Linked DNA regions of Mus musculus: region 2 is linked to region 1. A link is a loop called in an ENCODE intact Hi-C map of the cell type or tissue named here. Cell type or tissue: left cerebral cortex. All regions are shown on one strand.

Region 1 (5,000 bases):
CTCCCGACGCCATGTTTTCTTCACCACGATGGACTATACTATCAATTCCGAGTGGGAAATGAACCTTTCTGATCTTAAGCGGTGTCTGTCAGGAATTTTTGACACAGAGTGAGAAATGTAACTAATATACTTATTCTGAGGGGCACAGATACCCAGACGGCCCCTGGGCCTAAAGGGCCTGTGTCATCACCTGCCATGTCTTAAGGTTTGCTGTAAACTGGATCTGGCATTCAACTCCACGGCCAGCATTTCATTCTCACTGAATAGTGGCTTTGGGAACAGCCATCATTGCTAACGTCATCTGAGCTGGGGCTCACAGGCTTGGTTTGCTCTGCTTACACAGCTGAGAAGGGGTGAGTGAGGTCTAGACTCCTGCTCTGTCTGGCTCCAGCACCCTCAGTGTGGAGGGTGTGGCTCTCCTCTCTGTGTGGTTACTTCCCCTGGGCTTCAGCTGTAGGAATGGGGGTGAGGAATGAGGCAGGAGGAATCATGCAACCAGGCCACCAGATCACTGCAATCACAATAGCAGGGAGGCAAGGGCTACCGTTCTGTTTGCTATGGTTCCATCTGCTGTTCTTTCTGAGGCCAGAGCAGAAGCCACATTCTTACAGGGCTCCTTAGGGAAACTGAGTCTGGGTATTAGAGTGGCAGTAAGCAGGACCCGAATTCCCAGTATATATGTAGCTAGGGACCTCTGGGTCACTGTACATGGAAATGCCTCCAAAATGCCTAACAACTTGGGCGAGTTGATTAACGAGTTATGTGATTAAATTGTACTGCCACTCTCCTTCCAGCAGACGTGATGTGTGAGCTTTTTTTCTCTTCATCTAGAAACCCGTTGCATACCTAGAGACTGGAGAGATAGCCAGGAGGGATTGCACAGGTCGTTCATGGACCCATTGACTCATGCACTGGCTATCTTTGCTTGGGTCTGGGTCTCCATCCTGCCTTCAAGGAACTCAGTCTCCTGAGAGAAGGGAGTATTTGTGTCATGCGAAATTAGAGGTGTATGGATTAGCTAATGAATTCATTCAGCGAGTACTTACTGAGCATCTATTATGTGCGTGGAATCAATCTTTAAATTATTCATCTTCCGCATTCACTTAACAGTTTTAGAAGCTAAGAGTCTCTTGTGACATTCTCAGTAAAACCACAGGGTTGTGACCTGGCTCACACTGGGATAAAGGTCATTTACAGGGTGAAGGTTAGATGGAAGCTCTGAGTTATGTCCAAATGTCATACTTTTGAGTGGGAGCTAGGATTCATTCCAGCTTTCTCCACCCCAGCAGCATGCTGGAACACCCTGGGGAGGTTTTATAAGGAACCCAGGCTATGAGCTGGGCCTTACTCCTATAGGTTCTGATTTGATAGACTTGAGCTGGGGAAAGGTAGTGCCTTGGAAGTTTCTCAGGCGGTTGGTATGTGTGACACTGCAGGGGCCACTGGTCTATAGCACTGCCTCTTAGCCTCAGCTACATAGAACCCTCTGCGGGAGATTTGAGAGTTTTGATGTCTAAGGCAGTCCCTATGCTGTGAGTCAGACTGTTACATTTTGGCACCTTGTCACCAGTATATGTGAAATATTTCCAACTGAGCCTGGAGAGATGGATCAGCAATTAAGAGAACATATTGCTTATCAGAAGATCTGGATCTGGTTCCCAGCACCCATATGTTGACTTACAACCATCTGTAACTACAGTTCCAGGGGACCCAGTGTCATCTCCTGGCCTCTGTGGGCACTGCATGCATGCAGTGCATGTACATACATTCAGACAACCATACACATGTATAAAAATAAACCCTCCTTTACAACCAAAATTTTAGAGCAAAAATCCTGCTTCCTGCGGTCCCAATAGCTGACTCTTCTACCTATGGCAATATGCCAATTACAGAGATCACAACAGCCAGAAACAGGGAGGAAGGAGGCTTACTCAGTGTGGCCACATGGGGACAAATATTAAAGGGGTCAACTGATCCCTGACATGAACTGTGGGCTCTTTGTTGGCAGATAGCTGCGAGGAGAGCCGGTCTCTCTGGGTCTGAATGGGATGGTGAGTGGTGTCCCAAGAGGAACCACACCGGGCTGGGAATCTTGTCGAAGCAGGGACTCGATTTAATGTGGCAGCAATTTGCTTATATAGGCAGGGCAAGGAGGTGGGGATAGGGGTATGGGGTGAGATGACGTATGGGGAGGTGTGAGATGATGAAGGATATGGGGTGACTTCACAGGGCCTATGAAAATTTTAGACATTAGTGGTGGCTAGGCAGAGGCAATTTCATCTATGCCATGTTGAGTCATTTTCAAGTGGAGGTGAATGACTGTTCTCGAAAATCAAACTAGGCTCAGGTTTGTCTTCAAGGCCCAAACAGAGGCCAAGTAGGGCCCAACAATGAACCTTGGATATTTGTAGAGCCAGGCAGGCAAGAGGTCCAAAGAATTAAGCATTTCTGGCCGGTGGGATCTGCTTGGTTCTGGTGTCTCAAGGTGGCCTGGAGAAGTCTGTCACTGCTTGGGGCTGAGGTTGGGGCTCTCCACTTGTCATGAGATAATGCCTTCTGCTCCACAGCCCAGCCTTGCCTGCTTTGACAATTGCCCCTGTTTGGGAGGAGTCTGTCTTGCAGGTTCCCCATTGCTTGGTGTTGTTTCAGTTGCCTGCTACAGATGTGCTTTGCAACGAGTCCTTTTGCTCCTGGAATCCAAGGTGACTGGAAAGGACAGGTGAAGGAGGCAAGCAACCGAGCCAAAGAGAGCCAGGATGGGGTTAGCTAGGACAGTGACCAAGATTCCATCACACCACCAAGATTAAGACCCACACCTGTGTTGTGCTCATACGTGGATAGGAGGCTGGCACCACAGAGGCTGTGACATGGCAGCTGGGTTTTGAAGGGTGAACATGAGTTTTCTAGGGTTCCTTTGAAAGAAGAAGGAGTACTTCAGGCTAGGAAACTAGCCTACACAGGGCATGAGCAGGAGGGCATGGAGGATTTTGTATGTAATGTGGCTGGGGCGGAGGCAGAGGGCGCTATAGGAACAGTAACCAATGCTGCCCCTCCCGTGGTTAAAGCTTATGTCCTGCTTTGGTAAGTGGCTGTGGGTTCCAGAGCTTCTTAATTTGCTGATGCTCTGAACCTCCCTATTGGTGATGGATGGCATGGAAGGACAGGGCTGGAGGAAGACAGATCGACATGAGTTTGTTTTTCCAGCCTTTGGGCTAGGACCAAGTCTTCTGGGAGACAAGTAGCTGACCCGAGGAAGCAGTCAGGAGGGCAAAGGCTGCATGGCACCTCTGAGGCACCTCTGAGCTGATGGGTGGCTCAGAAATATGTCCACACAGTCTTTGACACTTCCTAATAAGATGCAGTGTTGATGTCTGCTCCCCTCGGATTTGGGCCAGCTCCTTCAGGACAAACTGCTGCAGAAGCAATAATTGTCAGAGGCTACGCCCTGGGTCAATCAGGACACTCCACTTTGACACTCAAAGAAAGAGAGTTGTGCCCATGTGGCTGCAGGCTGGACAGAGCCAGGCTGCAGGAAGGCCTTATACTCATACCCAGGGGATTCACTAAGGCCCTCACTGACAGCAACAGATTAGATGACTCTAGATGCCAGTTTTGGGGTCCCACCAACTGGGGCCCCTACACTGTGGGGTAGCAATGAGCTGTCCAGCTCTGCCTTGTCTAGATTTCTGGCCTGCAAGATATGATCCATAACTCAGAGAACAGCTGCTCTGGACCTTTTGGTGGAAGTTGAATGTCTATAGGGAAAGTTCCTGGGACAAGTGGTCCAAGGGACTTGATGGCCTCTTAGACACAAGAATGAGGAAGAAAGGGCATGAGAGATGTCCCTATGTGACCAGCTTCTCATTGGATGCTATCTGGAGAGAAGGGATGGAGGGGAACCAGACAGGGACTCAGTCAGATAGGTTCCCTGCTGACTGCTCCCCAGAGAGCCCTGAGCTGCCTTTGACAGTTTATAGCAGTTCCTGCTGAGTGGGGTTCTTGCCTGGTTCTTCTTAGCCTTACTGGGTCCTGGATCTCAGGCCTCTGCCTGGCCACAAACTCCCAGACCTTCTGACATTAGCAGAGGGCATGAAGGCCCTGTTCCCTATTATGTTTTGGTGCTCCTAAGTGATTAGATTCCCTCCCCACAGTAGCCTCCTCCTGTCAGGGTTTAGTTCCTCTGGCTATGAGACCCCAGGGCTGTAGATCTGGCATTAGAGAATTGGGGGTACAGGCTACAAGAGTGATTTGGAACTGCCTGCTGTGCTGTGACCCAGGATCATCTTGTAGGGTGGGGCTTAGGGAGGGTGTATCTGGGCAGGGAGGGACCCTTGAGGAGCCAAGGGTAGCTTGGTTCTGCCATTGTTCCGCCATGTTTCCTTGGGGTTGAGGTCCACAGCTGATGGGCCTCTGATGGCTGGTGTTTAAACGCTAGTTTCAAAGCTTTTCCTGTTGGAAAGTGGTTCAGGGCAGGTAGGAGTGAGGCTCTGGCATGCCCCTGTGTCTGTCAGGAGCAAGGTGTGTCAGGAGCAAGGTGGGTTCTTCAAAGCCCTTTGATACAGGGCCATTTGGAGCCAGTCATGATCCCAAGCCAAGGTACCACCAGCGTTGCTAATGTTATCAAGCGTGTTAGACTAAGAACTTCTTAGATCCTGGGGTAAGCTTGGTGAATGAGGTAGAGTGGGTTCAGGGACGTAGGAGGTGTCTAAATATGTCAACTCTGACCCTGGCTTTATAGGCAGTGCAGTGACAACATCCAGTCACCTGTGTCAAAGCTCCACTTGGCCTATCGGGTATGGGAGTTTTTATGTGTGGAAGGGAGGTGCCTATATCTAAGTGATGTGTGTGTATATATGTCTGTGTCCCTGAGTCTGTGGGTGTCAATATATTTGTGTAAGATGTGACTTGTGTCAGTACATTCAGGGTGTCTGGACGCCAATGAGTCTTCGGTGTCTACGTATATTACAGTCCATGTGTTTCTGAAAGCATTTCTTGCTGTA
Region 2 (5,000 bases), 230 kb after region 1:
TGAGGAGACTCACGGGAAAGAGAGGTGTCAAGCTGGAGATGCAGGGGACTAGAGAGCACACAACTGGGGGGAGAGGGCAGCATGCCATAGGGCCGCAGTCACTTGATGGCAGCCCAGCATCGCTCTTGGTAGGAGGCGACAGCTAGGGTTTCATGAAGGGAGTCCTACAGAGCTGGGGGAGCCCCTATGGGCAGGTGTTTGGAGGAGGAGTGGGGAGAGAAACATCTGGAAAAACAAAGTGATGAAAGTGGGGGTAATTCTTACTCCCTCTGCAAGCAGAAACGGGGTGAGAAACACGTCCCGGGAGTTCTCAAAGTGAAGAAATTATCCCAACATCTGCTGAAACATTCAGACAGACTTCATTTCCGGCTGTTGTCAGGGGTGTAGGACTGCTGCGATGGGGCTCTGCTGCAGAGGAGAGCTCAGCTTGGAACCCAGCAGAAGTGGGGATTTGTAAGCAAGAAGCAGGGCTAGGAGCAGAAAGTCACCAAGGAACATCGAGAGTAAGAGGGAGCCTGGCTAAACTGCTGCACCAGGACTCCTCCCTCAGCAGGCTAACTACACATTGGCTGGGCTAGGAGGCTCACTGTCAGAGGATCAGGTCAAGCAGTGGTCAAGGTTTGGGAATTGGAGTGCGTTATAGCCAAACCAGCTTAGCAATGTCTACAACCAAAACTTCAACAGTTTTATTTAGTTGAAGGAGCTAATTGCCTCCTATGAATTTTTCCTCCCCTACTTCCCCTGCTGGCCCTTTCTCCCCTCTTCCTGTCTTCTCTCCTCTCCTGCCTGTCCTAGGGGTCTAGATATGTAGTCAAAGCTGACCTTGAACTCACTATGTGGTTCAGGTTGTCTTTGAACTCAAGATCTTTCTTCCTCAGCACCCGTGAGTGCTGGGATCACAGGTCCTCACCATTCATAAATTTTCCTTTAACAGCAAGATTCATGCGAACACGGCACATTGCAAACATAAAGATGAACCAGTAACTGTCAAGGGAGACTGGCAACTCCTGTGGAAAATGTGGTTACATGCAATTGCACATATATGTGGTGTTTGCTTGGACTTGCAAACATATCCGTCTGCAGGGGGTTCCATGCCTATGTGTGAGACTTTTATTCTGTAGCCCAAATTGTCCTGATAAGTCGCTACCTATCCCTCCAGACCTGGAACATCAGTGATCCCCTACCTCCACCTCCTAGCCGGGGAGGATTAGAGGCATGAGCCACCATGCACAATTTTAAATGTAACTTTAGACGTTCAGGATATCAATGGGAAAAGTCAGGAATTTCACATGGGGTTGTAACCTTGTGTGGATCACAGGTGCCCTGGGTTCCTCTTAAAAGAAGGGGATGGGACAGTACAGAGTGTTTCCTGGCTTCTCTTTGCTGTGGAGTGACTTTTGAAGCCTGGCTGCAAGGACAGTCTCTTTCTGAGGTAACTAGAAGGAATTTTAAACAGCGAGGTACGATGGCTCAGTGAGTAGAGGAACCTTCTGCCAGGGCTAGCAGCCAGAGCTCAGCCTCTTCACATACATGGTGGTTGGAGAGAACCACGTCTTGTCCTCTGACCTCTACATGTGTGCTGTGACTTGCTCTGCCACCCCCACTCCCCCAAAATAACTGCGGGGTTTTGTTGTTTGTTTCTTAAAGCAGATATAGGCAAGGTGGCCTAGCAACAAGCCGGAACACGAGTTTCATTTGTGGAACCTGTGTAAAGGTGAACGAGAGACCTGATTGCACAGAGCTGTCCTCTGGTCTCCACACCTGTACGATGGCCTTTGCATGGCCTCCCCACACTCTGCTAATAAATAAAATAAATTTAACAAGAGAAAGAGACAAAATCACCAACTAACAATAAAACACAGTATTGGTCAGTGTTTGGGGGCAGTGTAGATGTATCTGAGCAGGAAGGGTGGGTGGTATGTTACAGGTGGGAGCAAGAACGGAGGGGGCTCATTTGAAAGAAAGGGAGGAAAATTGTTGTATTTTAATAAATCAAACCAGCTAATGTAATGGCTAGCCGATTTTTGTTGTCGCCCACGTGGTGTGGTTTCACACCCTCGGATGGTAAGATTATCCATTTATTTTATTCGCAGGTTGTACTCAGACTATCTCTACTTCGCAAGTTCCAATAAATCTGCAGATGACTTCCACGAGAAAGTGACGGAGGCTCTGCAGCTGTTTGAAAATTGCATGCTGGATTATTCACTGCGCGCCTGCGTCTACAACAACACCCTGAACAATGCCATGCCCGTGCGTATTCACCAGGGCAGCCCATACAGAGCAGGCCCACTCTGGTGCTATTGTGTGCAGCGGGGCATTGTGAACAGGGTTTTAGTGCAGAGACGGGAGGGAGGTGGGGGGATGGGGACGGAGTGTTTGAATGTGCAAATGACACCCAGCCAGCTGCCTCTGAGCAGTGGCTAATGTGGAAGAAAAATGCTCCCGGCTGAGAGAGGCACAGCAGCAGCTGGGGCCTCTGAGCCTGCTGTCTGTGTCCCTCCTTCCTTGCCTGTCACCCAGAAACTTTGCATCCTGAATCCCCCTGCCTCTCCTAGAGACCCAGGGTGCGCTTAGGAGGGCTGCCATTTAGTAAGGCTCTGCAATTAGAGCTGGCAGACAGGAGGACACCCAGTCCTTAGGTTGTTTCAGAGAATCTTCATAGCATTGGCTTTCAGAATTACCCACCAGTGACGGAATGCTCCAGCAGGCTCTCCACTGCAGAATGTTCTCGCTACCCCTTGTTATCCTTCTCTAACCTTCCAGTCTTATGTAAAATCTCTTGCTGGAGGTGAATCCTCTTAAGTTACCTGAGGTCACATCTCCCACACAAGGCTCCCAGGCCTAAGTGTTTCCCTAGCAGGGCTCTTACATCAGGTAGCCTCCTGCCCGATGTATGCTGTGTCCCACATCCGGCATTCACAGATGTAGATGACTAGCACGCCCCACCTCAGGGCAGTGAGGCTCAGGGGAAAGATGTCAGGCTCTCTGCTTGGCTACTCTGTCCATCTTTTCTTAAGCCAGGGCCAGCAAGCAGGAGTCTGGGCTGTCTTCTTGTATGCATTGTAGTTTGCATTGGCAAGGAAGACTCAACATAGATAACCACATTTTCAGTCAGGCAAGCTTTGGAGGCAGACTGCGGTGTGGGTTCATTCTGGCTTTCCCTGGCTTTGCTCGTGTGTCTTAGCCTCTCTGAAATTCAATTGCTTTATTCTAGGCTGGTATAGGGACGGGAGACTGGGAGTCATTTACATGTGCCATACTGACAAACTATGGTGCTGCGCCCTGGCACACTTAGGTAGAGCCCACCGAGGGGTGAAAGTGCTCAAACCTGATAGGAAAATGATGGACTCTGCCAGCGTTGGCTGCCCAGCAGCCTAAGGCTGTGCCTTGATGCAGGCCCCACTATTGCTGGAGCTTGCTGACACAGGCGGGGCTTCCAAGGCTCTGTCAGGTTGCCTTTTGTAGCCAGCTACCCAGTAATGGGGGGAATCCAAGGCTCAAGTCTAGGCTTTGAAACCCCAGCTTTCTTCAGGGCTCTGGTGTGTCTCCAGAAGTTTCTTCTTTAGGGTTTCCAAGCAGCAGGCTCTGGAGGGTGGGGGAAGGCAGGTGGGAGAAGGCAGGTCGTCAGTTATGAGAATTCAGATGTGCTCGAAGGCAGCCTGCCTCAGGGTTGCTTCCACTCTGGTCCTTTTGGAATTTCTTGGGTTTGATGATGCTGTGGAACTCTGCAACGATGCCTGCAGCGTAGGTGGGATAACAGGGGCGGAGGGAGGGAAGCAGGAACAGGCCAGATGAAGAGTGAGGGGTGATGCCCTCGGCTAAGTTAACATGTTTCCTTAGAAGAGGCAGCAACAGTCACTGAAGCAGCTACCACCCAGTTCTCTCTTCTCAGAGATCTCCTGAGAATTCAGAGAGGGAGGGGCAGATGTAGGCTCATACCAGCCTAAGTTGGCTGGATGTCTTGGGTAGAGAGAGGCAGGGCTTTGGAGTCCTGACACAGGCATAGTTGGATTTCATGGCTGGGAACCAGGGCCTCTCCTGCCCTGCAAAGGATCAGCATCCGATATAAACAGCTGTGGATGTGGTGGTATTTTCATCCCACCCCGAGGTACGCCCTAGGAAATGCAGAGCCAAGCTACATGCATCCTGGCTGCCTCTAAATAGGCTTCCTAGAGACCGGATATCCTCAGCTACATCCTCCCACAGAGAAGAGGGGGATATCCTCAGCTACATCCTCCCACAGAGAAGAGGGGCATGCCTGGTGTGTTTCCTCTCTTTGCTGTCTTCAGGCCAACTGAACATGGAAACACCGTTGTGACTGGACAGGAAGTTCATGGGTTGCCGTGTGAGTCTCTCTACCTCTGGGTGTGATAGATACATTCTTATTTAATCTTTGTCAAGTCCATTGGTGAAAGATAGGAAGTATCTCACTTCAGTTTGTTGCTCACTGGGTACTCTCCTAAACTTTAGCTCCTCACTGACCTCTGAAGTTGTTCCCATTTTACAGATGGGGACACTGAGGCTCACTGAAGGTGTACTCTATTTGCAGCTAACAACAATTTGGATAGCCTTTGAAATCTGTCTTCCTTTTCTTGCTCTTAAAAATGGTTCTGAGACAGCAGGAGGCATCCACTTCAAATTTCATTTATGACAGGCTTTAGCATGACAACAACCATAGCTTAGCACTGCTTGTTTAAGGAGCGCTCCAGGGCCGTGCCATGGCAGTGACGGGTGACTCTGCGGGGCATAGGGGGTGGGGGAGGAGGGGCGGGCAGTTAAGGATGGTGAGCACATTGTTTTGGGAGATGGTTTCTCCCCTCTGGAATGGGGAAAAAGTTCCCTTCTAGCTGCTGATGCATCCTATCTACAGCGTGGGGCATGTGGTTAGTCTCCTGAGTCCTGGCACGGCAGGTGTGCCGTTGCGGCTAGTCATGCATAGCCTATATTAAGTAAGGCCTTCATATGACTCCTCCCTTCCCTACAGTCTTTCCTGCCCCATT

Evidence for each region. Hi-C counts contacts between places; a loop is a spot of excess contacts. Peaks named below come from ENCODE experiments on the same cell type or tissue, not always from the same donor. Only the 100,000 strongest peaks of a DNase experiment are listed, where the experiment ranks them.
Region 2: a loop joins it to region 1, with 2.6 times the contacts of the local background. A loop is called at or near these places in 2 of 42 quality-filtered maps.

Annotation. Positions count from the first base shown.
Region 1 is chr7:132,473,295-132,478,294 of GRCm38, reverse strand. No RefSeq gene overlaps it. Among named protein-coding and RNA genes, the nearest start is that of Gm35147, 10 kb to the right of the region's middle. In left cerebral cortex, a CTCF peak has its summit at 3,016; a DNase peak (open chromatin) is centred at 3,018.
Region 2 is chr7:132,245,114-132,250,113 of GRCm38, reverse strand. It overlaps Chst15 (carbohydrate sulfotransferase 15), which reads left to right. Exons shown (of 8, transcript NM_029935.6): 6 at 2,094-2,250. Among named protein-coding and RNA genes, the nearest start is that of Gm10584, 68 kb to the left of the region's middle. In left cerebral cortex, no CTCF peak of the experiment used is centred here; DNase peaks (open chromatin) are centred at 256, 2,333 and 3,055; H3K27ac peaks cover 635 bases.